Linked DNA regions of Homo sapiens: region 1 is linked to region 2. A link is an interaction called in ENCODE POLR2A ChIA-PET data of the cell type or tissue named here. Cell type or tissue: K562. All regions are shown on one strand. Links, peaks and the distances in the headings refer to the core of each region. The heading gives the core; the rest is flanking DNA.

Region 1 (16,499 bases), core at 8,243-12,242, 360 kb after region 2:
ACTGAGGTCAGGAGTTCAAGACCAGCCTGGCCAACATGGTGAAACCCCCTCTCTACTAAAAATACCAAAAAAATTAGCTGGGTGTGGTGGCGGGCACCAGTAATCCCAGCTATTTGGGGAGGCTGAGGCAGGAGAATCACTTGAACCCGGGAGGTGGAAGTTGCAGTGAGCCAAGATTGCGCCACTGCACTCCAGCCTGGGTGACAGAGTAAGACTCTGACTCAATTAAAAAAAAGAAAGAAAAAAAAAAAGAGAGAAGGCGCCGTCTATGAACCAGGAAGCGCCCTCACCAGACACCAAGTCTGCTGTCGCCTTCATCTTCGACTTCCCAGCCTCCAAAACTCTGACATAAATTTCTTTCTTTCTTTCTTTCTTTTTTTTTTTTGAAACGGAGTCTCACTCTGTCACCCAGGCTGGAGTGCAGTGGCGCGATCTCGGCTCACTGCAAGCTCCGCCTCCCGGGTTCACACCATTCTTCTGCCTCAGCTCCCGAGTAGCTGGGACTACAGGCACCCACCACAATGCCCGGCTAATTTTTTTTATTTTTAGTAGAGATGGGGTTTCACCGTGTTAGCCAGGATGGTCTCGATCTCCTGACCTCGTGATCTGCCCGCCTTGGCCTCCCAAAGTGCTGGGATTACAGGCATGAGCCACCGTGCCCGGCCAACTCTGACATACATTTCTGCTGTTAGAAGCTACCCAGTTTACAGCATTTTGTTAGAGCAGCTCAAACTAAGCAAGTCAGGGCCGAGGATGGTGCCCGGGGGTCTGGTCTGGAGACCTGGGGGGATGTGGGGCCAACCAGAGGTGGGGACCTGGAGGAAGAGAAGCAGGACGGTGGGTGAACTGAGCTCGGCGTGGGGTGGATGTGAGGGGTGGGAGGTGGGGAGGGCTATGCCTGGAGGCAGGAAGGTGGGCAAGTGCAGGATCTCGGAGACACACTAGGGGACAGCGTTTATATGCTCTGGGGAGAAGATGCCGAGGTCAGATTGGGACCTGTTGATTGGGAACATGTCCGGGAGGCGCTTGGAGCCTGAGATTCTGGACTGGGCGTTCCAGTGTGGAGCCTGAAGTCCGGGGACAGGGAGGTCACCATGTGTGGAAGGGAAAGCGTTAGAAGAAGCTGGATGACCAGGCACGGTGGCTGACGCCTATAATCCCAGCACTTTGGGAGTCCAAGGTGGGCACATCACCTGAGGTCAGGAGTTCCAGACCAGCCTGGCCAACACAGTGAACCCGTCTCTACTAAAAATACAAAAATTAGCCAGCATGGTGGTGTGTGCCTGTAATTCCAGCAACTCGGGAGGCTGAGACAGAGGAATTGCTTGAACCCAGGAGGTGGAGATTGCAGTCAGCTGAGATCACGCCACTGCCCTCCAGCCTGGTGACAGAGTGAGACTCCATCTCAAAAAAAAAAAAAAAAAAAAAAAAAGAAGAAGAAGAAGAAGCTGGGGACACAGGCTGAAGAGTTTGCGGGACTCACATTTTACAGGACAGGCCAAGGGACTTGGGCCCTCCTGGCTGCTGGGACTCCAGGCAGAAAGAGAGGAAGGGAGAGGCCCCCAGAAAGAGAGGAAGGGAGAGGCCAGGCGTGAGGGACCAGTGAGAGGAGCACAGAGGCCCCCAGATGGCAGGGGATGGACATGAATGAGAAGAGGGTGCCAGGAGGCATCAGAGAGAGGGCTGGGGGCATCAGAGAGGGTGCCGGGGGCATCAGGCCTCCCCCGGGGGAGGGCAGAGGGAGGGGCCTCACCCAGGGAGAGAAGGTTCCAGTAGTTCTCCAGCATCACGTCTCCAGCAAACTTTCACCACATCACCAGATTTAGTCTGGCCCTGCTGTGGGCTTTTTTCCAGTGATCATGAGGGACCCAACAGCTGGGCACAGAACTCAGATTTGAGATTGGAAAAGACGGGGACTCTACTAAGGTGGATAGGATGGAGGCTACTCCCTCCTCCTGTCATTCACTCATTTATCCATTCATTAATTCATCCCACCAACCTTCCCAGGAGTTTCTGGTGAGCCACTGCCCATGTTGGGCAACGCTGGCGGCACAGAGTCTAGGCCGAGTCCTGACACTGCCCATGAATTTCAGCCCCTCATGCTCCCTGTGGCCCCAGAAGATCCTTCTACACCCAGAGCTTCCCCTCCCCTTCCTTGCTCACAGCCCTCCCGTGGCTCCCCAGTGGCCCCAGGACAGAGTCTCAGCCCCTCTGATACCATGCAGGACTTGCCCCACTCATCCCTACAGCCTCATCTCTCCTCGCATTTGCAGAGACTCCTCTTTTTTGTGCCTCCATTTCCCCATCTGTAGAATGGAATTGTAATACCATCTGTCCGTCACTTCAGGGCCAAGTGAGAAAGCGCATCCTAAATAATGAAACAGGATTGACGTCTTCTCCTGTTGATGATTAGCATCTGTTTCAACTCTCTGTCTCTCACTCCCGAACCTTCTGCACTTTCTCCTTTAGGAAAAGACTGTGACCAGCTTCACAAAAGGCAGCAAAGGACTATCAGAGAAAGAGAACTCCGAGTGAGGGGTAAGCAGCCTGGCCACAGGGAAGGGGCTGGGGGTGGAGATGCCTGCATCTGAGGGAGGAGGGGCTGGGGGCCTGGACTCCTGGGTCTGAGGGAGGAGGGGCTGGGCCTGGGACTCCTGGGTCTCTGGGTGGTGATGGAGCTACAGGAGGTCGTGGTGCAGTTCTCTGCCATTGCTGACCCCTCCTTTCCTGCTCCATCGTGCAGGTCTGGCCTAGGCCCGGGATCGGACCAGGCTCCCTCAGGACCCCATCCTTTCCTGCCCGGACCGTGAATTCATCTCCTTGAAGCCATAACGTCCGAGCTGCTGGTGCGGGGCAGCCCTGGCCCTAGGCTTCCTACCCCTGGAAGCGAGAGGATGAGAGGAGGCCGGCCCAGCTCCTTCTTTCAGGGTGGGGGGCATTCAGCCTCCACTGTGTCTGTCTTTTCTTCCCTGGGGCTCCCCCTCGAGGCGAGGGGCCATGCATGTCTGGGGGACCCCTGCCCCCCAAAACCCTCTGTCTGTCTCTGTCTCTTTGCTGTTTGTCCAAGACTCAGTGTCCCGACCCTTGTTCTCGCCGTGAATGTCAATGGGCCAATCCTCTCTGTCCTTTCAGACACACACACACCTGTGTCCACCCCTTCTGTTCGCCACACCCTGCGTCTGGCCGGTCCCCCCACTGCTGCTGCTATCAACGCCAGAATAAACACACTCCGTGGGTCTCACTCCAACTGGGCCTCCTGTCCTCTCTGAGACTGGGAAACCGGATTGGAACATGCTGGCTCTGCAAGCAGACAAATTTGTGTTTCTTTCAATGACTGGGCAACTTAATGATCTCTCTGAGCCTCAGTTTATAAAAATGGTGTTAGTCAGGATCATTGTGAGTACAGAACACAAAATTCAACCCAAAGCCATAAACAGAATTGAAAGACCTCTGTCCATGGAAAGCCTATGAACACATTGAACACAGAGGGACTTCAGGCATGGTTAGATCCAGCTGTTCAAGGGACTCTCACTTCTGCTTTCCTCTTTTTTTTTTTTTTTAATGGAGTTTCACTCTTGTTGCCCAGGCTGGAGTGCAGTGGTGTGATCTCAGCTCACTGCAACCTCCCGGTTTCAAGCGATTCTCCTGCCTCAGCCTCCTGAGTAGCTGGGATTACAGCCGCTCGCCACCACACCTGGCTAACTTTTTGTATTAGTAGAGACGGGGTTTCACCATGTTGGCAGGCTGGTCTCGAGCTCCTGACCTCCTGTGATCTGCCCGCCTTGGCCTCCCAAAGCGCTGGGTTTACAGGCATGAGCCACCGCGCCTAGCTATTGGCTTCTCTCTCAGGTAGGTGTTTGCAGTGGCAATGAGATGGTCACTTGGAGCTCCAGGTGTATAATGCTGTATCTGTTATGATACCTTCGGCTGAAAAAAAAAAAAAACCTTCCCAACTGAAAGAGAAAGATTTTTTTGCATGTTTGCATATCAAATTTTTCAAAGACAGTCCCAGGGTTGGTTCAGCTGCTCAACAACATTAGGCTCTGGTTGGCATCTCTGAGACTGGTGTTCGTTCCCCTCCTGAGTACAAACTGTCTATAGCAGCATCATGTTCTCACACACTGGCATCTAAATCAGGCAGTGTAGACCGGGGCCTCCCCTTCTGTGTTCCCCTTTTTTCCTCCTCAGAATAATTCTCCTTATTTCTCTCTTGCCAGAACCCGGCTGTGTGGCTACCCCGAGTTGCAAAGCGGTCTGGGTAGTGAACATCTGTCATTTCCAGTTCCCATGGTGGGGTGCAGCTTTGCCTAGAGGAAGCACGGGGAGGGGAACTATTGTTGGGTAGGAAATTAACAGGATCTGCTGCCATTGCAAGAAATTAACAGGACTTGTAATTGCCTTCAGAGCAGATAACTTCAGAGGAAACAATGTGAGAATCAGCTGGCTCCCAGCTGCTGCGTCATTCAGGAACAGGATTCTGATTGGTCCAGCGCAGACCTTGGAGACACCCCGGGCCAATCATTGGGTCCAGTTTGGAGCCTACTCTTGGGCCCGCCTCCTGCCTTTGCTGACTCCTCCTCCTCCTCCCCTGCCCATCTTGCCCAGGATTGGTCCAAAGCCCCTCTGGACCTCATCCCTTTTTGCTGGAAGGATGAATTCATCTCCTGGAAGCCATATATGTAGGGGTCCCTTGACTGACAGTTCCAAATGAATCACACGGCAATGGGCAAGGGACAGTCCCTCAAAGCAGTAGGTGTCCACTACATTCTACCCTCAGCTACTTCACACTAATTCACATCTACATTCCGGGACACAACATTTCAAAAACTCCCACTGCAAAAATTGGTCCAATCACTGTGTCAGTTTGCTAGGACTGATGTAACAGGTTACAATAACCTAGCTGAAAACAACAGAAATTTATTCTCTCACAGCTCTGGAGGCCAGAAGTCTGAAGTCAATGTGGTAGTAACCACCAGGCACAGTGGCTCATGCCTGTAAATCCCAGCACTTTGGGAGGCTGAGGCAGGAGGATTGCTCAAGCCCAGGAGTTTGAGACCAGGTAATATGGTGAGATTCTCTTAAAAAAAAAAAAAAAAAATTGGCCGGGCATGGTGATGTTCACTTGTAGTTCCAGCTACTTTGGAGGTCGAGGTGGGAGTATTGCTCGAGCTCAGGAGTTCGAGACCAGCCTGGGCAGCATAGCAAGACCCTGTCTCTACAACTAATAGTAGTAATAATAATAATAGTAAAATTATCCAGGCATGATGGTGCTCACCTGTAGTCCCAGCTACTCTGGTGGCTGAGGCAGGAGGATCACTTGAGCCCAGGAGTTTGAGGCTGCAGTGAGCTGTGATGGCACTGCTGCCCTGCATCTCAAAAACATGATGCCGTGTGATACAGCCAGATACAAGGGTATATGCTGTAGGATTCCACTTTTGTGAAATTGTAGAAAGAAAACACTAATATGGGCGGGGCATGGTGGCTCACGCCTGTAATCCTAGCACTTTGGGAGGCTGAGGCAGGCGGATTACTTGAGATCAGGAGTTCAAAAGCAGCCTGGCACCTGTAATCCCAGCTACCTGGGAGGCTGAGTAGGAGAATCGGGAGGCGGAGGTTGCAGTGGGCCGATCATGCCACTGCACTCCAGCCTGGGCAACAGAGTGAGACTCCAACTCAAAAAAGAAAGAGAGAAAGAAAGAAAGAGAGAGAGAGAGAGAGAAGGAAGGAAGGAGAGAGAGACACAAAGAAAGAAAGAAAGAAAGAAAGAAAGAAAGAAAGAAAGAAAGAAAGAAAGAAAGAAAGAAAGGGGCCAGAGGCCAGGCACGGTGGCTCACCCTGTAATCCCAGCACTTTGGGAGGCCGAGGCAGGTGGATCACGAGGTCAGGAGTTCAAGACCAGCCTGGCCAACATGGTAAAACCCCATCTCTACTAAAAATACAAAAATTAACCGGGTGTGGTAGCGAGTGCCTGTAATCCCAGCTACTTGGAAGGCTGAGGCAGGAGAATGGCTTGAACCTGGGAGGCGGAGGTTGTAGTGAGCTGAGATCACACCACTGAACTCCAGCCTGGGTGACAGAGTAAAAGAAAAGAAAAGAAGAGAAGAGAAGAAAAGAGAAAAGAAAAGGCTAATACGCAGGGGCAGAAAATGGATTAGTGGTTGACTGGGGGCAGTGGCAGTGGTTATGGAGAGACTGATTACTAGTGGACACAGGAAAACTTTCCGGATGATGGAAGTGATCACACAACCGAATACATTTGTCAAAATTCATTGCGTTTAAAATTGGTTCATTTAAATTCTTGTACATTGTTGCAAAATACACATAACACAAACTTTACCATCTTAGCCAATTTTTTTTTTTTTTGAGACGGAGTCTCGCTGCAATGCCCAGGCTGGAGTGCAATGGCATGGTCTTGGCTCACTGCAACCTCTGCTTCCCCGGTTCAAGCGATTCTCCTGCCTCAGCTTCCAGAGTAGCTGAGATTACAGGCATGAGCCACTTTCCCAGGACTTAGCCAATTTTAAGTGTACAGTTGCATTGTTGTGCAATCATCACCCCTACTCATCTCCACTCTTTCCTCTTGTAGAATTGAAACTGTTCCCATCAAGCAACTCCCACTGCCTTCCCTTCCCAGCCCCTGGGAAGCACGTTCTACTCTCTGGGAAATTCCCTATGAATTTGACTACTCTAGGTACCTCATGTAAGTGGAATCATACAGCATCTGTCTTTTTGTGATGGGATTGTTTCACTTAGCATGAATGTCCTCAGGCTTCACCCATGTTGTAGCATGTGTTAGCATTTCCTTCCTTTTTAAGGTTAAATAATTTTCCATTATGGGCCTGGTGCAGTGGCTCACACCTGTAATCCCAGCACTTTGGGAGGAAGAGGCAGGCGGATCACGAGGTCAGGAAATCGAGACCATCCTGGTCAACATGGTGAAACCCCATCTCTACTAAACTACAAAAAATTAGCCGGGCGTGGTGGCAGGCGCCTGTAGTCCCAGCTACTTGGGAGGCTGAGGCAGGGGAATCACTTAAACCTGGGAGGCGGAGGTTGCAGTGAGCCAAGATCGCACCACTGCACTCTAGCCTGGGCGACAGAGCGAGACTCCATCTCAAAAAAAAAATCCATTATGTGTATATACCACATTTTGTCGAACCATTTATTTGTTGATGAACAGCTGGGTTGCCTCCTTTACCTTTTGGGTATTGTAAATAATGCTGCTATGAAAGTGGGTTGCAAATATCTTTTTGAAATATTGATCCATTTTCTTGTACACAAATTATATTTTGATAAAGTTGGCTAAAACTAATACTCCCACCTAACATAACTATCTCTAGTGCAACTGCAGAAGCTTTCACCCCTTCTGCAAAGGGAGGGATCCCAAAGCCACATCCAATCCTCAGACCAAGATTTCTGGATATTGGCTATTCCTTTCATCAAGGGCACATGGAGTCTCTCTTGATCCTGAAAATTAATGTTAAGGCTGGGCACGGTAGCTCACACCTGTAATCCCAGCACTTTGGGAGGCCAAGGCAAGTGGATCACCTGAGGTCAGGAGTTCAAGACCAGCCTGGCCAGCATGGTGAAACCCTGTCTCTACTAAAAGTACAAAAATTAGCCCGGCATGGTGGCACACACCTATAATCCCAGCTACTCGGGAGGCCGAGGCAGAAGAATCACTTGAACCTGGGAGGCGGAGGTTGCAGTCAGTGGAGATTGTGCCACTGCACTCCAGCCTGGTGACAGAGCAAGACTCCATCTAAAAAAAAAATTAATGTTAAATGAAATTGTAGCCCCCTCAGCAACCCACCCCTGTGTATAACAGTGGAGGAAAAACAAGAAAACAATCACAATTCTCACTTGAAAGGGGAGGGAAGAGAAACAAAATAGTATATGCCATTTGCTAGACTTGCCAAGACTCCTGCACTTTCAAGAGACAAAAAACCGGCCTTTTAAAAAATTATTGCCAAGCTCGGTGGCTCATGCCTGTAATTCCAGCACTTTGAGAGGCTAAGATTGGAGGATCACTAGAGCCCAGGAGTTCGAGACCCAGCCTTGGCAACATAGCAAGACTCCATCTCTTTAAAAAAAAAAAAAAAAAAATATATATATATATATATATATATATAGCCAAGTGCCATGGTGTGCACCTGTAGTCCCAGCTACTCAAGAGGCTAAGGTGGGAGGATCGCTTGAGCCCAGGAGGTCAAGGCTGCAGTGAGCCATGGTTGAGCCACTGCAGTCCAGTCTGGACGACAGAGACCCAGTTTCAAAAAAAAAATTATTGAAGTACAACATACTCACAAAGAAACTCACAAATACCCAGTAAGTATGGATCAGATGACAGACTGAGCACACCATGTAACCATGGGTAACCAGCCCTGGGTCAGGAACTAGAACATTACCAGCTCTCCAAACCCCTCATGCTCCTTGTCAGTCACTTTTTTGTGTTTTTTTTTTTTTTTTGAGACAGAGTCTCGCCTGGAGTGCAGTGGCGCTATCTCGGCTCACTGCAAGCTCCGCCTCCTGGGTTCACGCCATTCTCCTGCCTCGGCCTCCCGAGTAGCCGGGACTACAGGCGCCTGCCACTATGCCTGGCTAATTTTTTTGTATTTTTAGTAGAGACGGGGTTTCACCGTGTTAGCCAGGATGGTCTCGATCTCCTGACCTCATGATCTGCCCACCTCGGCCTCCCAAAGTGCTGGGATTACAGGCGTGAGCCACCGCGCCCGGCCCCTTGTCAGTCACTTCTTCACCTCAAAGGTAACTACTACCCTGATTTCTGACACCATAAGTCAGTTTGCCTTGTTTTTGATCTTAATCTGCTTGGAATCCTACAAGCATAGAGACTTGTGTGTTGGAATTCTTTTTTTTTTTTTTTTTTTTTTTTGAGACGGAGAGTCGCTCTGTCACCAGGCTGGAGTGCAGTGGCATGATCTCAGCTCACTGCAACCTTCGCCTCCCAGGTTCAAACGATTCTCCTGCCTCAGCCTCCTGAGTAGCTGGGATTACAGGTGCGCACTACCACACCCAGCTAATTTTTTGTATTTTTAGTAGAGACAGGGTTTCACCATGTTGGCCAGGATGGTTTCTATTTCTTGACCTCGTGATCTGCCCATCTCGGCCTCCCAAAGTGTTGGAATTACAGGCGTGAGCCATTGCACCTGGCCTGAATTGTTTTATTCATCATACGTCTATGAGATTTGTCCATGTAGTTGCTGATTGTTGGAGGTTGTTCATTATCATTGCTGTATAAGAGTGTGTTATGAGCCAGGCACGGTGGCTCATGCCTATAATCCTAGCACTTTAGGAGGGTGAGGCAAGCAGATATCTTGAGCACAGGAGTTCAAGACCAGCCTGAGCAACATAGCAAGACCCCGTCTCTACAAAAAAAATACAAAAATTAGTGGGGTGTGGTGGTGCGTGCCTATCATCTCAGCTACTTGGGAAGCTGAGGTGGGAGGATGGCTTGAGCTTGGGAGGCAGAAATTGCAGTGAGCTGAGATCACACCACTGCACTACAGCCTGGGTGACAGAGGACAATCTTGTCTCAAAAAAAAAAGTGTGTTATGGGAATACATAATAATCTATGTATCCATTCTACTGTTGATTGACATTTAGGTGCCTTCTGATTTGGCATGATCACTTACAGTACTGCTATATACATTGAATTTTGGTGAACATATGTAGGCATTTCTGTATTTCTGTTGGGTATATACCTAGAAGTGTAATTGCTGGGTCCCAGGGTGTATGCATGGTGTGGGCATGTTCCTCTTTTTTTTTTTTTTTTTGAGATGGGAGTGGCCAGGCTGGTCGTGACCTCAAGTGATCCGCCGCCTCCCAAAGTGTTGGAATTACAGGCATGAGTCACCATTCCCAGCTTCATGTTCATCCTTAATAGACACTGCCAACCAGGTTTTCAAACTAATTTTCTCCATTTATACACCCGCCAGCAGTCTCTGAGAATTTCAGCTGCTCGCCAACATTTGGTATTGTTAGTCCTTTCAATTTTAGCAATTCTGGTGGGGCTGTAGCCGTGTTTTATTATGGTTTTAATTTACCTTTAGCCCAATGCCTAAAGAAATTTAACACCGTTTTGGGCCAGGCGCAGTGGCTCATGCCTATAATCCCAGCACTTTGGGAGGCCGAGGCGGGTGGATCACGAGGTCAGGAGATCGAGACCACGGTGAAACCCCGTCTCTACTAAAAATACAAAAAATTAGCTGGGCGCAGTGGCGGGTGCCTGTAGTCCCAGCTACTCAGGAGGCTGAGGCAGGAGAATGGCGTGAACCCAGAAGGCGGAGCTTGCAGTGAGCCAAGATCACGCCACTGCACTCCAGCCTGGGAGACAGAGCGAGACTCCGTCTCAAAAAAAAAATAAGAAAGAAATTTAACACTGTTTCAAATATTTATTGGGCATATGAACATGCTACTTTGTGAAATGTCAATTCACGCCATTCGTCCATTTTTCGACTGGTTTTTCTGCCTTTTTTAAAAAACAGGTTAGTAGGAGTTATTTCTTTATTTTTCTTATGAGTCTTTTGTTAGAATACATATTCTTCTCCCACTCTCTGGCTTGTCTTTTCATTCTCTTAATGGTATTTTTTGATGAGGATCAGTTTCTATTTTAATATAGTCCAATTTATCAACATTTTCCTTTATAGTTAAGGCTCCTTTGTTTCTGGTTTAAGAAATATTTTCTGGCCAGGCACACTGGCTCATGCCTGTAATCTCAGCACTTTGGGAGGCTGAGGAGGGAGGATCATATGAGCCTAGGAGTTCGAGACCAGCCTGGGCAACATAGCGAGACCCTATCTCTATTAACACAAACAAGTAAATAAAAGAAATATTTTCTTACCCTGAAGGTTCTGAAGATACTCTATGATATTTTCTTCTAGAAGTTTTATTGTTTAAGCTTTAACATTTAGATCTACAACACATCTGGAATCAATTTTTGTGTATGGTGTGAGGTAGAGGTCATATGGTTATCAACTGGCTCAGCCCTATTTATCCAAAAAGATCATCTTTTGCTTCTCACTGCACTGAAATGTTGCTTTTGTCATAAACCAAGTTACCGTATATGTGTGAACTTTTCCTGATTTTTCCGTCTTGTTCTTTTGGTCTATTTGTTTTTCCTTGCAAGAGTATGCTGCTTTAATTATTATTATAATAAGCCTTGCTCTCTGGAAAGTACTCTGGCTTTTTTTGTTTTTGACAAAGGGAATTTGTTGACTTATAGAACCGAGCTATATAACTAGCTTCAGGCATAACTGGATCCAGGCACTAAAATGAATCTTTAGCAATACCGCTCATTTCCCATCTGGGCTTTACTTTTCTGTATCTTGACTTCCCTCTCAGGCAGAATCTCTTCCCTCACGGTGACAAACAGGGCCCACAGCAGCTCGAAGCTTCCATACTATCATTTTAACAACCTAGCTTATCATTTTAACAACCTAGCAGAAAAGGGGTACTGCCTTCCTGAATGGTGATACCAAAGTCTCAAGGTTAGCTCTCATTGGCCCAACTTGGGTCACATGTCCATTTCTATAGTAACCATGTGTCTTAGTCCATGTTGTCTTGCTATAAAGGAAAACCTGACGCTGGGTAATTTTTATTTTATTTTATTATTTTTTTTTTGAGACAGGATCTTGCTCTGTCACCTAGGCTGGAGTGCAGTGGCGCAATCTTGGCTCACTACAATGTCCGCCTCCCAGGTACAAGTGATTCTCCTGCCTCCAGTGTAGCTGGTATGACAGGTGCCCGCCACCACACCTGGCTAATTTTTTGTATTTTTAGTAGAGACAGGGTTTCACCATGTTAGCCAGGCTGGTCTCGAACTCCTGACCTAAAGTGATCCACGAGGCTGGGTAATTTATAAAGAGAAAAAGGTGTATTTGGCTTATGATTCTGCTGGCTGGAAGATTGGGCATACAGAGAAAGTCTAGAGCTACTTCCACTCTTGGTGGAAGGAGAAAGAAAGCAGGGATCATGTGACAATAGAGGAAGCAAGAGAGGCAAGTGTCAGCCTCTCTTTAACAACCAACTCTAATGGGAACTAATGGAGGAAGAACTCACTCACCCACACTCCCAGGGAGGGCATTAATCTATTTGTGAGGGGTCCACCCCTGTGACCCAAACACCTCTCATTAGGACCCCATCTCCAACATTGGGGATCCAATTTCAAGAACGAAATTTAGAAGGCAGCCTGGCCAACACGGGGAAACCCCGTCTCTCCTAAAAATACAAAAATTAGCCGGGCGTGGCATGTGCCTATAATCCCAGCTACTCAGGAGGCGGAGGCAGAAGGGTCACTTGAACCCAGGAGGTGGAGGTTGCACTGAGCCAAGATTGTGCAACTGCACTCCAGCCTGGGTGACAAAGCAAAACTCTGTCTCAAAAAAAAAAAAAAAAAATTGGATGGGACATACATCCAAACTACTGCACATCATAACCAAGGTCATGAAGTACTCAGGTTGGCCAGGTCTGACTCTTGTTCTCACTCTGAGATCCCTGGCAAGATCCAGTCAAAAAATGTATATTTTGCATGGAGAGGAGTGATAGGAAAATCAGATGTTTAAGAGAATAAAAAGAGAAGCTATAGATTGTGAGAAAATCTTTTCAAAACACCTATCAGACAAAAAGCTGGTATCCAGGCCAGGTGTGGTGGCTCACATCTGTAATCCCAGCATTTTGAGAGGCTGAGGTGGGCGGATCACCTGAGGTCAGGAGTTTGAGAGCAGCCTGGCCAACGTGGCAAAACCCTGTCTCTACTAAAAATACAAAAATTAGCCTGGCATGGTGGTGGGTGCCTGTAATCCCAGCTACTCGGGAGGCTGAAGCAAGAGAATCACTTGAACCTGGGAGGCGGAGGTGGCAGTGAGCTAAGATTGCGCCATTGCACTCCAGCCTGGGCAACAGAGCAAGACCTTGTCTGAAAAAAAAGAAAAGAAAGAAAGAAAAAGAAAAAGAGAAAAGAAAGCTGGTATACAAAGAACTAAAACTTAACAATAAGAAAACAAACAACCCGCTCCCTCTCCATCTCCCTCTCCCTCTCCCTCTCCCTCTCCCATCTCCCCACGGTCTCCCTCTCCCTCTCTTTCCACAGTCTCCCTCTCCCTCTCTTTCCACGGTCTCCCTCTGATGCCGAGCCGAAGCTGGACTGTACTGCTGCCATCTCGGCTCACGCAACCTCCCTGCCTGATTCTCCTGCCTCAGCCTGCCAAGTGCCTGCCATTGCAGGCACACGCCGCCACGCCTGACTGGTTTTCGTATTTTTTTGGTGGAGACGGGATTTCGCTGTGTTGGCCAGGCCGGTCTCCAGCTCCTAACCGCGAGTGATCCGCCAGCCTCGGCCTCCCGAGGTGCCGGGATTGCAGACGGAGTCTGGTTCACTCAGTGCTCAATGGCGCCCAGGCTGGAGTGCAGTGGCGTGATCTCGGCTCGCTACAACCTCCATCTCCCAGCCGCCTGCCTTGGCTTCCCAAAGTGCCAAGATTGCAGCCTCTGCCCGGCCACCACCCCGTCGGGGAAGTGAGGAGCATCTCTGCCTGGCCGCCCATCGTCTGGGACGTGAGGAGCCCCTCTGCCTGGCTGCCCAGTCTGGAAAGTGAGGAGCGCCTCTTCCCGGCTGCCATCCCATCTAGGAAGTGAGGAGCACCTCTTCCCGGCCGCCATCCCATCTAGGAAGTGAGGAGCGTCTCTGCCTGGCCGCCCACCGTCTGAGATGTGGGGAGCGCCTCTGCCCCGCCGCCCCGTCTGGTATGTGAGGAGCGCCTCTACCCGGCCGCGACCCCGTCTGGGAGGTGAGGAGCGTCTCTGCCCGGCCGCCCCGTCTGAGAAGTGAGGAGACCCTCCGCCTGGCAACCGCCCCGTCTGAGAAGTGAGGAGCCCCTCCGCCCGGTAGCCACCCCGTCTGGGAAGTGAGGAGAGTCTCCGCCCGGCAGCCACCCCATCCGGGAGGGAGGTGGGGGTCAGCCCCCGCCAGGCCAGCAGCCCCGTCCGGGAGGGAGGTGGGGGGGTCAGCCCCCCTCCCGGCCAGCCGCCCCGTCTGGGAGGTGAGGGGCACCTCTGCCCGACCGCCCTTACTGGGAAGTGAGGAGCCCCTCTGCCCGGCCGCCCCTACTGGGAAGTGAGGAGCCCCTCTGCCCGGCCACCACCCCGTCTGGGAGTTGTACCCAACAGCTCATTGAGAACAGGCCATGATGACAATGGCGGTTTTGTGGAATAGAAAGGGGGGAAAAGTGGGGAAAAGATTGAGAAATCGGATGGTTGCCGTGTCTGTGTAGAAAGAAGTAGACATGGGAGACTTTTCATTTTGTTCTGTACTAAGAAAAATTCTTCTGCCTTGGGATCCTGTTGATCTGTGACCTTACCCCCAACCCTGTGCTCCCTGAAACATGTGCTGTGTCCACTCAGGGTTAAATGGATTAAGGGCAGTGCAAGATGTGCTTTGTTAAACAGATGCTTGAAGGCAGCATGCTCGTTAAGAGTCATCACCACTCCCTAATCTCAAGTACCCAGGGACACAAACACTGCGGAAGGCCGCAGGGTCCTCTGCCTAAGAAAACCAGAGACCTTTGTGCACTTGTTTATCTGCTGACCTTCCCTCCACTATTGTCCTATGACCCTGCCAAATCCCCCTCTGCGAGAAACACCCAAGAATGATCAATTAAAAAAAAAAAGAAAAAAGAAAACAAACAACCCAATTTAAAAATAGGCAACAGATCTGAACAGACACTTCAACAAAGAAGATATGCAGATGGCAAATAAGTAAATAAAAAGGTGTGGTGGGGTGGCTCCTGCCTGTAATCCCAACACTTTGGGAGGCTGGGGCAGGAGGATCATTTGAGGCCAAGAGTTTCAGACCAACCTAGGCAACACATTGAGACGCCATCTCTATAAAAAATAAAAAGAAAAAGGTCAGATGTTGTGGCTCACACCTGCAATCCCAGCACTTTGGGAGGCCACAGCTGGTAATTCCCTTGAGCTCAGGAGGTCAAGACCAGCCCAGGCAACGTGGTGAAACCCCATCTCTACGAAAAATACAAAAAATTAGCCAGATGTGGTGGTGCACACCTGTGGTCTCAGCTACTTGGAAGGGTGAGGTCGGAGGATCACTTGAGTCTAGGAGGCAGAGGTTGCAGTCAGCAGAGATCGTGCCACTGCATTCCAGCCTGGATGACAGAGCGAGACCCTGTTTCTAAATAAATAAATAAATAAAATAATAAAAATAGAAATAAAAAAATAGCCAGGTGTGACAGCACACAACTGTAGTCCCAGCTACTGGGGAGGCCGAGAAGGAGGATCTAAGAGTTGGAGGCGGCAGTGAGCTATGATTGCACTGCTGTACTCCAGCCTGGGCAACAGAGACCCTGTTTCTTAAAATAAATAAATAAACAAACAAACAAATAAATAAAAGGTACTTGGGCCGGGCGTGGTGGCTCACACCTGTAATCCCAGCACTTTGGGAGGCCAAGGTGGGCAGATCACCTGAGGTCAGGCATTCGAGACCAGCCTGATCAACATGGAGAAACCCCATGTCTACTAAAAATACAAAATTAGCCAGGCGTGGTGGTGCATGCCTGTAATCCCAGCTACTTGGGAGGCTGAGACAGGAGAATCACTTGAACCTGGGAGGCAGATGTTGCAGTGAGCCGAGATCATGCCATTGCACTTCAGCCTCGGCGACAGAGCAAGACTCTGTCTCCAAAAAAAAAGGGGGCTCAACATCAAATGTCATTAGGAAATTGCAAATTAAAGCAATGATGACATACGACAACCACCTATTAGAATGGTGAAAATCCAAAACATGAATAACACCAAGTGCTGATGAGGATGAGGAACGTCAGGAACTCTTATTCATCTCTGGCAGTAATGCAAAATGGTGCAGCCACTTTAGAAGACAATTTGGCACTTCCTTACAAAACTAAACACTCTTACCATATATTGCAGCACTCATGTTCCTTGGTATTTACTCAAATGAGCTCAAAACTTATATCCCCACAAAAACCTGAAGACAAATATTCATAGCGGCTCTGTACATAATTGCCAAAACTTGGAAGCAACCAAGATGTCCTTCAGTAGATGAACAAACTGCAGTACATGCATACAATGGAATATTACTCAGTTATAATAAGCCATGAAAAGATATGGAGGAACCTAAAATGCATATTGTTAAGTGAAAGAAGCCAATACGAAATCGCTACATATGGTATGATTCCAACTATACCACATTCTGGAAAAGGAAACACTATAGAGACAGTTAAAAAAAATCATTGGTTTTTAGGGGTTTGGGAGGAGGGAAGGATGAATCAGCAGAGCCCAGAGGAGTTTTAGGACAGTGAAACTACTCTGCATAATACTATAATGGTGGACACATGTCATTATAAATTTGTTCAAACCCATAGACAATAAAACACTAAGAGAGAAACTGAATGTAAACTATGGACTTTCCTCTCAATTTTGCTGTGATTTTAAAACTGAAAAAAAAAAAAAAA
Region 2 (16,499 bases), core at 5,313-9,312:
GCTGGCTGGAGGAGGCTGGAGGTCTGGACAGAGATAGGTCAAGTCTGTAAGATCTCCTGAGCCCAGCTGACAGACTCCTCTTCTCCTCCCTGTCCCCCAGGACAGGGGTCAATTCTGCCTGACTTATGAGTCGGCCATGACTCGCTTATTCCTGGAAGGCCGGACGGAGACGGTGCGGTCTTGCACGAGGGAGGCCTGCAACTTTGTCAGGGCCATGGAGGACAAAGAGAAGACGGTGGGTGCAGCCCTCGCTTGAGGCTTCAGTTATTTCTGTGTACTCACTCATCCACTTGCAAACGTTGATGGGACCTACTGAAGCCAGCCTCCACGAGGAGCACAAGGGACAAGGGATGAATCGGACCTGGCCTCTGACTTCAAAGAGCTCACTGATGGGGGGAGACAGCCCAGCATAGTGTGATATCTGCTTTCATGGTGGTCTCACAGGGCACTGGGGGTGCACCCAAGAAGGAACCCCATTTCTTTTTTTTTGAGATGGAGTCTTGCTCTGTTGCCCAGGCTGGAGTGCAGTGGCACAATCTCGGCTTACTGCAACCTCTGCCTCTCAGGTTCAAGCGATTCTCATGCCTCAGCCTCCTGAGTAGCTGGAATTATAGGCACCCGCCACCATGCCCAGCTAATTTTTTTTTTTTTTTTTTGTATTTTTAGTAGAGACGGGGTTTCACCATGTTGGCCAGGCTGGTCTCGAACTCCTGACCTCAGGTGATCTCCCTGCCTCGGCCTCCCAAAGTGCTGGGATTACAGGCGTGAGCCAATGCACCTGGCTGGAACTCCATTTTTACAACGTAACTCTGCCCATTTAACCTCTTTGTGACTTGTGACCTTCCTTTGCACCCCTGTACCCTCTCTGCCCAGATCCCACCTGCCCTGCACCTCTTCTCCCTTGCCCTACACCTAGCCCCGCACCTACAAGGTATTGTGGTTCCATGGAAGGAGTTTGGACTCTGGGGCCAGACACACCTAGGAACCCGCCTGGCTCTCCCTGGCTGTGTGAACCTGGCCAAATGATTTCCCCTCTCTAAGCCTCAGTTCCCCATCTGTAAAATGGGGTTGATATTCCCACCTTGCAGGGATGTGGCAAACTCAGTTGAGGCCAGATGTGCCGCAGGCCCAGCCCTAAGTCGACTTCCTGTCTTTCCATGACCTGTGACCTCCCTGGGGACTGCAGGACCCACAGTGCCTCGCCCTGTTCCGCGTGGCAGTGGACAAGCACCAGGCTCTGCTGAAGGCAGCCATGAGCGGGCAGGGAGTTGACCGCCACCTGTTTGCGCTGTACATCGTGTCCCGATTCCTCCACCTGCAGTCGCCCTTCCTGACCCAGGTTGGGGCACAGGGAAAGGGTTAGAGAGGGAAGTGGGAGACCATGGAAGAAGGGAGAGGTTTCAGGGAAGGAGGGTGATGTTGAAAAAGGACCCATCAAGGCCGGGCACGGTGGCTCACGCCTGTAATCCCAGCAGTTTGGGAAGCCGAGGCAGGCGGATCACTTGAGGTCAAGAGTTCGAGACCAGCCTGGCCAACTTGGCGAAACCCTGTCTCTACTAAAAATACAAAAATTAGCTGGGTATGGTGACAGGCACCTGTAATCCCAGCTACTTGGGAGGGCTGAGGCAATAGAATCCCTTGAACCCGGGAGGCGGAGGCTGTAGTGAGCTGAGATCGCACCACTGCACTCCAGCCTGGACGACAGAGCAAGACTCTGTCTCAAAAAAAAAAAAAAAAGGAGGGTGATGTTGAGAAAGGATGCGTCAGCAGAGAAGTCAGTTGTGGGGGGGCGGCAAGGCAGAAGGCGGAGAGGCAACGGGACAACGGGAGCAGACAAAAGGGGAGAGGGTCAGTGGGGTGGGGATAAGAGGAAAGGGCGTGGTCAGAGGAGGGGCGTGGTCCGAGGGAGAAGAGGAGAGGGACGTGGGTGTGGGTGGTGAGACGAGTGAGGGGCGTGGCCAGATAGGGCGTGGTCAGGAGAAGGGCGTGGTTAGGGAGAAGGAGGCCCGGATTTACGGGTAAAAAAAAAGCCAGGGATGCAGGGAGTGAAGTGGAGCCAAGGGCCGGAACTGCAGATCTCTGTCCTGCACATGTGATGGGCTCCTGTCCTCAGGTCCATTCGGAGCAGTGGCAGCTGTCCACCAGCCAGATCCCTGTTCAGCAAATGCATCTGTTTGACGTCCACAATTACCCGGACTATGTTTCCTCAGGCGGTGGATTCGGGCCTGTGAGTGGAGCTGGGCGCGCTGGCCCCCAGAGGAAAGAGGGGGCTGGGGGGCCTGCACTCCTGCATAGTGGGGGTGGAGGGGACCGGAGCTATTTTCTTCCCTTCACTCTTTCCGTCTCCAGGCTGATGACCATGGTTATGGTGTTTCTTATATCTTCATGGGGGATGGCATGATCACCTTCCACATCTCCAGCAAAAAATCAAGCACAAAAACGGTGAGACAAACGTGTATACCCACCAACTCCCTCTTTCCTCAGGAACCAGGAGTCTGGGCCCCCAGCCCCTCCTCCCTCAGACCCAGGATTCCAGGCCCCAGCCCCTCCTCCCTCAGACCCAGGAGTCCAGGCCCCCAGCCCCTCCTCCCTCAGACCCGGGAGTCCAGGCCCCCAGCCCCTCCTCCCTCAGACCCGGGAGTCCAGGCCCCCAGCCCCTCCTCCCTCAGACTCGGGAGTCCAGGCCCCAGCTCCTCCTCCCTCAGACTCAGGAATCCAGGCCCTTAGCCCTCTTGTTTCTCAGCCTCCAGGATCCCATCTCCCAGCTTCCCCTGGCTCTGACCTGTTCTCCTTCCAGGATTCCCACAGGCTGGGGCAGCACATTGAGGACGCACTGCTGGATGTGGCCTCCCTGTTCCAGGCGGGACAGCATTTTAAGCGCCGGTTCAGAGGGTCAGGGAAGGAGAACTCCAGGCACAGGTGTGGATTTCTCTCCCGCCAGACTGGGGCCTCCAAGGCCTCAATGACATCCACCGACTTCTGACTCCTTCCAGCAGGCAGCTGGCCTCTCCAAGGAATAAGGGTGAAATTGCCACAGCTGGCTGACACAGGACAGGGGCAACTGGTTTGGCAACCCCACATCCAGGCCAATAAAGATGTGTGAGCTGGGTGTGTGGTGTCTGCTATGCTCTTGGGCAGGGCAGGGGTAGAAGAGGTAAGGACCAGGGTGGAGGAGGACAGAAGCTCCCATCCATTCCCAGGCCCAGCCAGGGATTCCCAGTTGCAGTCACAGCTTCAACCACAGCCCGCAACACCTGCCCAGTGTACTTCATTTCCAGCTTCACTCATACCAAACCCAACCCTCCAAGGCCAGTGCCAATCAAACACAACCTCACAAGTTCTCCTGAGCCTAATTCCTGCTGCCCCAACACCACTGTCCACCTCAAATCCATCTCCAGGCCGGGCGCGGTGGCTCATGTCTGTAATCCCAGAACTTTGGGAGGCCAAGGTGGGCGGATCATGAGGTCAGGAGATCAAGACCTTCCTGGCGAACACTGTGAAACCCCGTCTCTATTAAAAATACAAAAAAATTAGCCGGGCATGGTGGCGAGCACCTGTAGTCCCAGCTACTCGGGAGGCTGAGGCAGGAGAATGGCATGAACCCGGGAGGCGGAGCTTGCAGTGAGAAGAAATCGTGCCATTGCACCCCAGCCTGGGGGACACAGCAAGACTCTGTCTCAAAAAAAAAAAAAAAATCCATCTCCAAACCTAAAGATCCAGCCACCCCAATTGACAATCCCCAAACGAACCCACGAAAATTTTTATTACCCAACCCCAACTCCAGCCATTTCTTTTTCTTTTTCTTTTTTTGAGAGAGAGTCTTGTTCTGTCACCCAGGCTGGAGTGCAGTGGTGCAATCTTGGCTCACTGCAATCTCTGCCTCCTGGGTTCAAGCAATTCTCCTGCCTCAGCCTCCCGAGTAGCTGGGACTACAGGCATCCGCCACCATGACCGGCTAATTTTTTTTTGTATTTTTAGTGGAGACGGGTTTTGGGGTTTCATCATGTTGGTCAGGCTGGTCTCGAACTCCTGACCTCAAATGATCCACCCACCTTGGCCTCCCAAAGTGCTGGGATTATGGGCATGAGCCACTGTGCCTGGCCTACTCCAGCCATTTCAACCTCTTCCTCAATGACGGATTCAGCTCCCATAACTAGGAAATGCACTGCCCAGTGCACACCACCCTAACGCTGCCATCATTCCAGCAATCAGCAACTCCATGATGCCACACCCCACTATACACAACAACTCAACTACAGTTCGAACCACACAACCAACACAACGTCCAACTCCAAGCTCCACCATCCCCACCAAATATCCCTTCTCATTTCCACCATAACCCACACTTTACCTTGACCCATAGTGATGACTTTATTTTTATTTATTTATTTATTTATATTTTAAGACGGAGTCTTGCTCCGTCGCCCAGGCTGGAGTGCAGCGGCGTGATCTCAGCTCACTGCAAGCTCTGCCTTCCGGGTTCATGCCATTCTCCTACCTCAGCCTCCCGAGTAGCTGGGACTACAGGTGCCCGCCACCACGCCCAGCTAATTTTTTTGTATTTTCAGTAGAGACGGGGTTTCACTGTGTTAGTCAGGATGGTCTCGATCTCCTGACCTCGTGATCCGCCTGCCTCGGCCTCCCAAAGTGCTGGGATTACAGGCGTGAGCCACCGCGCCCGGCCAGTGATGACTTTAAACACCATCATCCCCGAGCACACCTTCACTGTGCTCCACCACCCCCACCATTACAATCTCCACCAGCCCAACTACAGCCATCAACACCAAACCCAATCACCCACCCCACCAATACCACGGTTCCAACGCGCCATCAATCTAACCCTCACTGCTTCTGAGTCAAACAATAATACAACCCAACAACAAAATCAAAATTCTAAATGGCTCAACCTCTACCAGCCCAACCACCCCAGCCAGACTGCCAACTCTGTGATGGTTTAAAAAATGTCCACAAGTGGGGGCTGGGCACGGTGGCTCATGCCTGTAATTCCAGCACTTTGGGAGGCGGAGGCGGGTGGATCACCTGAGGTCAGGAGTTTGAGATCAGTCTGACCAACATGGAGAAACCACATCTCTACTAAAAATACAAAATTAGCTGGGCATGGTGGTGCATGCCTGTAATCCCAGCTACTCAGGAGGCTGAGGCAGGAGAACTGCTTGAACCCGGGAGGCAGAGGTTGTGGTGAGCCGGGATCGCGCCATTGCACTCCAGCCTGGGCAACAAGAGTGAAACCCCGTCTCAAAAAAAAAAAAAAAATAGTGATTAGGTCACAAAAGACATTGTGGCTTTCTTTTGGCCGGGCATGGTGGCTCACACCTGTAATCCCAGCACTTTAGGAGGCTGAGGCGAGCTGATCACGAAGTCAAGAGATCGAGACCATCCTGACCAACATGGTGAAACCCTGTATCTACTAAAAATGCAAAAATTAGCTGGGTGTGGTGGCATGTGCCTGTAGTCCCAGCTACTCAGGAGGCTGAGGCAGGAGAATCGCTTGAACCCGGGATGCGGAGGTTGCAGTGAGCTGAGATTGCACCAGTGCATTCCAGCCTGGCAACAGAACAAGGCTGTGTCTCAAAACAAAACAAAAAACAAAACAAAACAACACAAGACATTGTGGCTTCCTTCTTGCTCTGTTTCTCAATCACTTGCTCTGGGGGAAGCCAGCCACCATGTCATGAGGACACTCAAGCTGCCCATGAAGAGGCCCACGTGGTAAAGAACTGAGACCTCCTGCCAACAGCCAGTGAGGCACACATGAGTGAGCCATCTTGGAAGCAGATCCTCCAGTCCCAGTCAAGCCTTCAGATGACTGTCACCCGGCTGACAGCTTAACCACAACTTCATGAGGGACACGGAGCCAGAACCACCTTAGCTAAGCTACTTTTGATTTCCTGACTTTTAACAACTATGTGAGATAATAAATGTTTGTTAATTCAAGTTGCTATACTTTGGGGTAACTTTTTTTTTTACACAGGAATAAAGAATACAAACTGCAAACACCTCAGCCTCAACCCTCATATTCTTTTTTGAAATTTGCTTTTATTTTTATTTATTTTTTTGAGACGGAGTTTTGTTCTCGTTGCCCAGGCTGGAGTGCAATTGCACAGTCTCGGCTCACCACAAGCTCCACCTACCCCGGTTCAAGAGATTTTCCTGCCTCAGCCTCTCAAGTTAGCTAGGATTACAGGCAGGCACCACCATGCCCGGTTAATTTTGTATTTTTAGTAGAGACGGGGTTTCTCCATGTTGGTCGGGCTGGTCTAGAACTCCTGACCTCATGTGATCTGCCCGCCTCGGCCTCCCAAAGTGCTGGGATTACAGGCTTGAGCCACCGTGCCCCGCCTGTTTGAGACCGAGTTTCACTCTGTCACCCAGGCTGGAGTGCAGTGGTGCAATCTCGGCTCACTGCAACCTCCTCTTCCCAGGCCCAAATGATTCTTGTGCCTCAGTCTCCCGAGTAGCTGGGATTACAGGCGTGAGCCACTGCACCTGACCAAGAAATTTATTTTTGGTTGGAATACTGCCTGGCGCAATCTCGGCTCACTGCAAGCTCCGCCTCCCGGGTTCACGCCATTCTCCTGCCTCAGCCTCCCGAGTAGCTGGGACTACAGGCGCCCGCCACTACACCCGGCTAATTTTTTTGTATTTTTAGTAGAGACGGGGTTTCACCATGTTAGCCAGGATGGTCTCGATCTCCTGACCTCGTGATCCACCCGCCTCAGCCTCCTAAAGTGCTGGGATTACAGGCGTGAGCCACCGCGCCCGGCCACGACTTTTTTTTTTTGCAAGTAGTCTTTCAAAAATATATTTGGTCCTCAGGGGTACAGAATTGGATTAATCATAATTGCTGGTCCTTGGCACATACTATTATTATGTGTACCACTTCTTAAGCTATTATCTCTTGGCTTCAAATCTATTTCCCAGCACTGGGCTTTGGGTAACTGGGAATGGGACTCTGAAAACCCCACTTTCACTTTGCCAAGTGGTGTGTTAGCCTCTGCCAATAGGGGGTGCCAGACTGACCGTAGAGCCTGAAGGAGGAAAAGGGTTCTTGCTCCTTCCTGTTTGCTCTCTGCTTACTTCCCGTTGGTTTCCTGTTCTCATCTGCGTCAGCAAAGCTTCTTCACCCTGTCCAAGGCAGTTCTTTCCTGTAGCAGCAGCTAAATCCAATTTGCAGTTTTTCCAAACTTGCACATCCTCAGAGATGCCAGACCATTTGGGGATGCCAGACCAGCACCCCTGCCTGAGAAAATTCCAGTCTCGGGCCGGGTGCGGTAGCTCACGCCTGTAATTCCAGCTCTTTGGGAGGCTGAGGCGGGTCAATCACGAGGTCAGAAGATCGAGGCCATCCTGGCTAACACGGTGAAATCCTGTCCCTACTAAAAATACAAAAAATAAGCCGGGCATAGTGGCGGGCACCTGTAGTCCCAGCTACTCGGGAGGCTGAGGCAGGGCAATGGCATGAACCCGGGAGGCTGAGCTTGTAATGAGCCAAGATCACGCCACTGCACTCTAGACTGGGTGACAGAGCGAGACTCCGTCTCAAAAAAAAAAAAAAAAGAAAGAAAATTCCAGTCTCTAGTGATCCTCCTCTGAGCTCAGAAACACCAGCACCATCTGAGCAGTGCCTCCTCTTCAGAGCCTCAGTTTTTTTTTTTTTTTGAGACAGAGTCTCACTCTGTAGCCCAGGCTGGAGTGCAATGGCGTGATCTTGGCTCACTGCAAACTCCATCTCGCGGGTTCAAGTGATTCTCTTGCCTCAGCCTCCCGAGTAATGGATTGCAGACGTGCGTAACCACGCCCAGCTAATTTTTGTATTTTTAGTAGAGACAGGTTTTCCCCGTGTTGGCCATGCTGGTCTTGAACTCCCAACCTCAGGTGATCCACCCGCCTTGGCCTCCCAAAGTGCTGGAATTACAGGCGTGAGCCACTGGGCCCAGCCCAGAGGCTCAGTTTTATGTCCACTGGCTCCTGATCCAAATGTATAGTTTTTAATAACTCTAACCTTTGTCTTTGTTTTTCATACCCTAGTGAGATAGGAATTTGGCAAGACTGGTTTCCAAGACAACAGGACACAAGACCTCACTCATAAGACAGAAAACAGCAAAAGAAACTGGCTAAAACCAGCTAGAACCAAGAGGACAATGAAAGGGACCTCTGGGGCCGGGCCCGGTGCCTCATGCCTGTAATCCCTGCACCTAGGGAGGCCGAGGCGGGTGAATTACCTGAGGTCAGGAGTTCGAGACCAGCCTGACCAACACGGAGAAACCCTGTCTCTACTCAAAATACAAAATTAGCCCGGCGTGGTGGTGCCTGCCTGTAATCCCAGCTACCTGGGAGGCTGAGGCAGGAGAATTTCTTGAACCCGGGAGGCAGAGGTTGTGGTGAGCCAAGATCGCGCCATTGCACTCCAGCCTGGGCAACAAGAGCCAAACTCCATCTCAAAAAACAACAACAACTAAAAAGGAAGTGACGTCTGGTTACTTTCACTGCTCATTATATGCTAATTGTAATGCATTAACATGCTAAAAACACTGCCACCAGCACCATGACAGTTTACAAATGCCATGGCCATGCTGAAAAGTTACCCTGTGTGGTCTGGACGGGGTGAAAGCCCAGGTTCTGGGAACTCCCTGCCTCTTATCTAGAAAACCCATGTGTAATTCACCTTTTATTTAGCATATATTCAACAACTAACCATTAAAATAACCAACCAACGATCCTCAGAGCTACTCTGCCTATGAGGTTGCTACTCTTACTTTCCTTTCTTTCTTTTTTTTTCCAATTGTAAAGTGCTGATCCTGTTTATTTGGCAGGAAAACGAGACAATCCAGCAGCCCAGGAGGGACAGGTGGACTTAATCCTCCTCCTCGTCGTCTCCAGCCCCACCCTCACCCTGGCCCTTCTTGGCGTTCTTCCTCTTCACGCGGCCGGGGCGGCCACCCCATAGGGAGAGCGCAGAGACAAGTCGATGCGCTTCTGGGAATCCAGGCGGACAATGAAGGACGGGATGTTCGCCACCTGATTGCGGACCCTGACACGGCGCTGGCGGATCAGTACGCCAGCGTGGTGGATGGACTTGGCCAAGCCCAGCTTGAAGACCTGGGTCTGTAGGCGTCTCTCTAAGAAATCCTCTATCTTCAGGCCCAGGATGTAATCCAGCTTCGTCTTGCCCTCATCCAGCACCCCAATGCGGAGCAGCCGCCGCAGCAGGACGTTGCCTTCAAACAGACGCCGTGGGTCCTTCTCATCAAGCGTCAGCAGTTCCCGGGCGGCCTTGCGGATGTTGGCCAAGGTAAATTTGACCCTCTAGACCTCACGTTTGTTCCGGAACCCATACTCGCCGATCAGCTTCAGCTCTTGGTCGAGACGAGATTTCTCGAAGGGTCTCCGCGGGGTCACATAAGTTTTGTGACAAACCCAGCTCCGGGCCACTGGCATGTTGGCTCCGCTTCCCCGTCTGCGCCTGAGTGCAGGACCCGTTCACTGAGAAAGAGCTCCTTTCTTTTTCTTTTCTTTTTTCCTTTTCTTTTTTTTTTTTTTTTCTTTTTTCTTTTTTTTTTTTTTTGAGACAGTCTCGCTCTGTCGCCCAGGCTGGAATGCACTGGCGCGATCTCGGCTCACTGCAACCTCCGCCTCCCGGGTTCAAGCGATTCTCCTGTCTCAGCCTCCCAAGTAGCTGGGACTACAGGCGCCCACCATCATGCCCGGCTAATTTTTTGTATTTTTAATAGAGATAGGGTTTCACCGTGTTAGCCAGGATGGTCTCGATCTCCTGACCTCGTGATCCGCCCGCCTCGGCCTCCCAAAGTGCTGGGATTACAGGTGTGAGCCACCACACCCAGCCCAGCCACACCCTTTATAACCTGCCTTGTCACCTGTCTCAGGCCTTTTCTCGTATTTTACTTTTCTGCTCTTAGTGCCAAAATGCATGCTTATGACGCTTATTTCACTGTTGGACTGGTAGCATTTCTTCTGGCTATTTGAGCAATTTTTGCTATTCTGTATCAGGTAGGGCACTTTCCTTGTTTTGAATTCTTTATTTTGGAGAGGAACCCCTTTGTTCTGACTCTGGGATGCCGGAGTCACATTGTTCCATAGCCTCAGTTGTGCCTTTGGGGTTCACTGTTGGCCACCCTCAGGATGCTCCAGGGTTTTCGGCATTTGGTGTGGGGACCCTTGGTGACTGATATCTGGAGGCCCCAGGTCTTTTGGTATTTGGTGCCCTGGATTCAGGTTGCGTGGTTGTACTGGTAGCCAGACTCAAATTTGTTTTTTTTGTTGTACGGAGTCTCACTCTGTCGCCCAGGCTGGAGTGCAGTGGTGCAATGGCTCACTGAAACTTCCGCCTCCCAATTTCAAGCGATTCTCCTGCCTCAGTCTCCCAAGTAGTTGGGACTACAGGCCTGCACCACCACACCCAGCTAATTTTTTTTTTATTTTTATTTTTATTTTTTTTTTTTTTTGAGACGGAGTCTTGCTCTGTCACCCAGGCTGGAGTGCAGTGGCGGGATCTCGGCTCACTGCAAGCTCCGCCTCCCGGGTTCACGCCATTCTCCTGCCTCAGCCTCCCAAGTAGCTGGGACTACAGGCGCCCGCCACTATGCCCGGCTAATTTTTTGTATTTTTAGTAGAGACGGGGTTTCACCGTTTTAGCCGGGATGGTCTCGATCTCCTGACCTCGTGATCCGCCCGCCTCGGCCTCCCAAAGTGCTGGGATTACAGGCGTGAGCCACCGCGCCCGGCCTAATTTTTTATATTTTTAGTAGAGACGGGGTTTCACCATATTGGCCAGGCTGGTCTTGAACTCCTGACCTCGTGATCTACCTGCCTTGGCCTCCCAAAGTGCTGGGATTACAGGTGTGAGCCACCGTGCCCAGCCTGTTTGAGACCGAGTTTCACTCTGTCGCCCAGGCTGGAGTGCAGTGGTGCAATCTCGGCTCACTGCAACCTCCTCTTCCCAAGCCCAAATGATTCTTGTGCCTCAGTCTCCCGAGTAGCTGGGATTACAGGCGTGAGCCACTGCACCTGGCCAGAAATTTATTTTTGGTTGGAATACTGCCTAGGTCATTACAAACTGGAAAACCAGAAATTTTAGCCTAAAAATAGTTCTTTGCGGCCAGGTGTGGCGGTCATACCTGTAATTCCAGCAGTTTGGGAGGCCGAGGTGGGTGGATCACAAAGTTAGGAGTTTGAGACCAGCCTGGACAGCATAGTAAAACCCCGTCTCTACTAAAAATACAAAAAATTAGCTTAGTATGGTGTCATGCCTTTAGTCCCAGCTACTTGGGAGGCTGAGGCAGGAGAATTGCTTGAGCCCAGGAGGCAGAGGTTGCAGTGAGCTGAGATCATGTTACTGCACTCCAGCTGGGTGATAGAGACTGTCTCAAAAAATATCAATCAATCGATAAAATAGAGGACGTGCGCCTCTTTCTGAGTCTGATTTGGCTTTATGTAAGGATAAGTTTGGCCAGTTTTTGGAGAATCCAGTAATTTATTGAAGAGTTTGTTAAGTTGGCCATGTCCTGTGACCTGACTTGGCATGACTAATGGATATTATTGTCTACCTGCTCTACAGTAGAGGAAAAACAGAGGATTCTAGGCACTCCCCATGAAACCACAAATGGAATGGCCACTTGCAATCAAAGCCATGCCATTTATTGGGAGGAGGGAATGCAACCCCAGATTGGCCCCTGATCTGGTTTTGGCTGTGTCCCTGCCCAAATCTCATATTGAATTGTAGCTCCCATAATTCCCCCATGTCGTGGGAGGAACCCAGTGGGAGATACTTGAATCATGGGGGAAGTTTCCCCCATACTGTTCCGGTAGTGAATAAGTCTCATGAGATCAGATGGTTTTATAAGGAGTTTCCGCTTGTGCTTGGCTCTCATTCTCTCTTGCCTGCCACCATGTAAGACGTGCCTTTTGCATTCTGCCATGATTGTGAGGCCTCCCCAGCTATGTGGAACTGTAAGTCTATTAAACCTCTTTTTCATCCTTTTTTTTTTTTTTTTTTTTTTGAGACAGTCTTGCTCTGTCGCCCAGGCTGGAGTGCAGTGGCACAATCTCGGCTCACTGCATCCTCCACCTCCTGGGTTTAAGCAGTTCTCCTGCCTCAGCCTCCCAAGTAGCTGAGATTACAGGTGCCTGACACCACTCCCGGCTAACTTTTAAATTTTTAGTAGAGATGGGGTTTCACCATGTTGACCAGGCTGGTCTCAAACTGCTGAACTCTAGTGATCCGCCTGCCTTGGCCTCCCAAAGTGCTGGGATTACGGGCATGAGCCACTGTCCCTGGCCAGTAACAAAGTTTTAGAAGTACAGAGTGTTAGGGCCAGGTGTGGTGGCTCACGCCTATAATCCTAGCATTTTGGGAGGCTGAAGTGGGTGGATCACCTCAGGTCAGGACTTGGAGCATTTTGGGAGGCTGAAGTGGGTGGATCACCTCAGGTCAGGACTTGGAAGAAGAGCTGAGGCAGGGCTTGCTTGTCTGACATAATGTAAAAGAGTCTGGAACATGTCCTGGGTCCAGGGTCTCAAACCCCTCGTGGCCTATGGAACACCAAGCTCTGTGCCTAAGGGTGGAAGGCTGCCCTGCCACACTGCAATCTAAGCCCAGGACATAAAACCCCTCGTGGCTTGTAAAGAATCCAGGGCTCTGGGCATAAAACCCCTCATAGCCTCTGGAATGTGTCCAGACTCGCTGGCCCCTTGCTCCTTGCTCTCCCAAGATCATAAACTGGTTGTGTCTTGAGTGAAAAGAACCTGTTCTCCTTTATCTCAACTAGCAGAGCATACGCTAAACCGTCATAGCTACGCTTGGTGCACCACTACCTTTCTACCCCCATGTCCGCACGTCCTCACCACCTGCTTCTTTGTTTGATTACCAATAAATAGTGTGGGCTCCCAGAGCTCGGGGCCTTTGCAGCCTCCATACACCAGCGTTGGCCCCCTGGACCCATCCTATGTACTCTTAACTTGTTTTGTCTCATTCCTTTGATTCCGCCGGACTTCGTAGCCCCCACGACCTGGTGTTGGGTCTGATCACCCCAACAAGCCTGGTCAACATGGTGAAAGCCCGTCTCTACTAAAAATACAAAAATTAGCTGGGTGTGGTGGTGAATGCCTGTAGTCCCATCTACTTGGGAGGATGAGGTAGGAGAATCGCTGGAACCTGGGAGGAAGAGGTTGCAGTGGGCAGAGATGGCGCCACTGCACTCCAGCCTGGGTGACAGAGCAAGACTTCATCTCAAAAAAACTAAATAGGCTGGGCGCAATGGCTCACACCTGTAATCCCAGCACTTTGAGAGGCCAAGGCAGGTGGATCACAGGGTCAGGAGATTGAGACCATCTTGACTAACAAGGTGAAAACCCGTCTCTACTAAAAATACAAAAAAAAAAAAATAAAAAATAATTAGCCGGGCGTGGTGGAGGGCACCTGTAGTCCCAGCTAATCGGGAGGCTGAGGCAGGAGAATGGCATGAACCCGGGAGGCGGAGTTTGCAGTGAGCAGAGATCGCTCCACTGCACACCAGCCTGGGGGACAGAGCGAGACTCTGTCTCAAAAAAAAAAATAAATAAATAAATAAATAAAAAATAAAAAAAGAGGAAAAGGTAGTAGCCCTAACCCCATTGTGTCACTCTCTCTTGAGCCTGCCCACATGCCTTTTTCTTGTGTACTTTTTGCTTTGCAATAAGTCTCCTTACTTTCACTATCTTCTGACTCATCCTTGAATTCCTTACTTCTCGTGATGATGTCAAGAGCCTGGCATTTGGGGACCTCTCACAGCCCACTGGTATCACCTTTTTTTTTTTTTTTTGAGACAGAGTGTTGCTCTGTCGCCCAGGCTGGAGTGCAGTGGGACGGTCTCAGCTCACTGCAACCTCCACCTCCCAGATTCAAGTGATTCTCTTGCCTCAGCCTCCAGAGTAGCTGGGATTACAGGTGCCTGCCACCATGACCATCTAATTTCTTGTATTTTTAGTAAACACGGGGTTTCAACAGGTTGCCCAGGCTGGTCTCAAGCTCCTGACCTCAGGTGATCCGCCTGCCTCAGCCTCCCAGAGTGCTGGGATTATGGGGGTGGGCCACCATGCCCGGCCAACAATGATGTTTCTTTTCCTCGCCGTCTTAGACATTGCTTTAGGAAACACTCTCTATTCGAATTATTTATTAGACCTCGCCTGCTCCCATAGGAAACTTCCCAACTAGACGGCTGTCCCTTTAAAACTGTTTTCCTGCAATGTTACCCACCTGGCCTGGCCTCAGTACTATAATAATACCCATGCCATCTCTCCTACAGGCAATGGTATCTACTTTGTACCACTTATTCAATGCCATTTATAGGGCAAGTTTTTTTTTGTTGTTGTTGTTTTTTTTTTAACAAAGTATCGCTCTTGTTGCCCAGGCTGGAGTGCAATGCGTGATCTCGGCTCACTGCAACCTCTGCCTCCCAGGTTCAAGCGATTCTCCTGCCTCAGCCTCCCAAGTAGCTGGGATTACAGGCACCTGCCACCATGCCTGGCTAATTTTTTTGTATTTTCAGTAGAGATGGGGGTTTCACCATGCTGGCCAGGCTGGTCTTGAACTCTTGATCTCAGGTGATCCGCCCGCCTCGGCCTCCCAAAGTGCTGGGATTACAGGCGTGAGCCACCGCGCCTGGCCAGGGCAGGATCTTTTAACACTACCTGTCAAGTAAATGCCACACATTTTTGCCCTGATGGTACCATCAAATACATTTCTTCTTGTCTCCCTGGAGGGTCTTAGTCCCTCTGTAGACAATTATGCCCTTCTCTACTCCCATAGCTGCCTCTCATAATAATGGTATTATTTTAAATTACCACTTTCCAGTCAAATTCTTTTTTTCTCTTTTTTTTTTGAGATGGAGTATCACTCTGTTGCCCAGGCTGGAGTGCAGTGGAGAGATCTTGGCTCACTGCAACCTCCACCTCCTGGGTTTAAATAATTCTCCTGCCTCAGCCTCCTGAGTAGCTGGGATTACAGGCACCCGCCACCACACCCAGCTAATTTTTGTATATTTAGTAGAAATGAGGTTTCGCCATGTTGGCCAGGCTGGTCTCAAACTCCTGACCTCAAGTGATCTGCCCACCTCAGCCTCCCAAAGTGTTGGGATTATAGGCGTGAGCCACTGTCCCTGGCCTCCCCCCAAATTCTTATCCCATTCATGCTTAAACCAAAGCGTCACTTAGATAACAGAGATGCTCAACCTTCTTAACTCCCCTCCCACATGGGTTTGTGCTCCCAATGGATACCTTTGGCTATATGGACGCTGTAGTAGTCCGTTGTCACACTGCTATAAAGACATAGCTGAGACTGGGTAATTTATAAAGAAAAGAGTTTTAATTGACTCACAATTCTGCATGGCTGGGAAGGCCTCAGGAAACTTACAATCATGGAGGAAGGGAAAGCAGGCACGTCTCACGTGGTGGCAAGAGAGACAGAGGGGCAAGCGCAGGAACAACTGCCTCATAAAACCATCAGATCTCATGAGAACTCACTCACTACCACGAGAACAGTGTGGGGAAAACCACCACCATGATCCAATCACCTCCCGCCTGGATCCTACCTCGACGTGTGCGGATTACGGGCATTACAATTTGAGATGAGATTTGGGTGGGGACACAGAGCCAAACCATATCAGATACCCATTCAGTCAGCCTCCAAATAACTTTTCTTTCATTTGAAATCATAAAACCCATGGTTAACAGTGTATTGATAACATTTGTTTCAGGGGTCAATGTATAACAGGACAGGCAAAGCCCTCTAATATACAGTTACATGACATCACTCACCCAAGTGCTAAGCAGGCAGTTGGCCTTATCTTGGCTGAAGTTGGGGCTGCCATCAACTTGTTGGCCCCATGGGGAGGATTTGCCCATCATGAGGCAACTCTTCAAAACTTTACTTCTTCACTTAGCCAGGCACGGTGGTTCACACCTGTATTCCCAGCACTTTGGGAGGCCAAGGCAGGTGGATCATGAAATCAGGAGATCGAGACCGTCCTGACTAACATGGTGAAACCCCGTCTCTACTAAAAATATAAAAAATTAGCCAGGTGTGGTGGTGGGCGTCTGTAGTCCCAGCTACTCGGGAGGCTGAGGCAGGAGAACAGTGTGAACCCGGGAGGCGGAGCTTGCAGTGAGCCGAGGTCACACCACTGCACTCCAGCCTGGGCGACAGAGCGAGACTCTGTTTCAAAAAAAAAAAAAAACAAAAAAAAAAAAACTGTACTTCTTTACTCTGTACACTGCTGTCTCATAGACTACAGGACAGTTTAGATAAATTGAGACTGTCCCTTGATTCTGTAACAGATGTAGTAATGGGTAACAGATTAGCATTAGTCTATCCATGGTCTAATGGAACATTAGTAATTAGTATGGTCAGTGGAACAACTGTAATTAATAAAACCTGCTGTACCTATATAAACACCTCAGATCAAATGGAGAAAAATATCAACAAG

The links. ChIA-PET counts read pairs that join two places held together with the same protein. Peaks named below come from ENCODE experiments on the same cell type or tissue, not always from the same donor. Only the 100,000 strongest peaks of a DNase experiment are listed, where the experiment ranks them.
Region 1: POLR2A ChIA-PET joins it to region 2 with 5 read pairs; 1 of 35 experiments calls an interaction of 5 or more read pairs at or near these places.

Annotation. Positions count from the first base shown.
Region 1 is chr19:50,072,656-50,089,154 of GRCh38, forward strand. It overlaps ZNF473CR (ZNF473 cis regulating lncRNA), which reads left to right. Exons shown (of 5, transcript NR_138096.1): 4 at 2,470-2,538; 5 at 2,744-2,928. Among named protein-coding and RNA genes, the nearest start is that of SNAR-A4, 12 kb to the right of the region's middle. In K562, for the core only: no CTCF peak of the experiment used is centred there; a DNase peak (open chromatin) is centred at 9,784; H3K4me3 peaks cover 319 bases.
Region 2 is chr19:49,710,623-49,727,121 of GRCh38, forward strand. CPT1C (carnitine palmitoyltransferase 1C) reads left to right here. Exons shown (of 20, transcript NM_001199753.2): 16 at 101-235; 17 at 1,187-1,339; 18 at 2,114-2,227; 19 at 2,350-2,442; 20 at 2,798-3,109. The coding sequence ends at 2,983. It also overlaps the pseudogene RPS9P4. Among named protein-coding and RNA genes, the nearest start is that of CPT1C, 28 kb to the left of the region's middle. RefSeq lists a cis regulatory region at 6,796-7,331 and enhancers at 10,738-11,238, 16,443-16,499. In K562, for the core only: a CTCF peak has its summit at 7,030 (motif pointing right); a DNase peak (open chromatin) is centred at 7,049; H3K4me3 peaks cover 1,804 bases.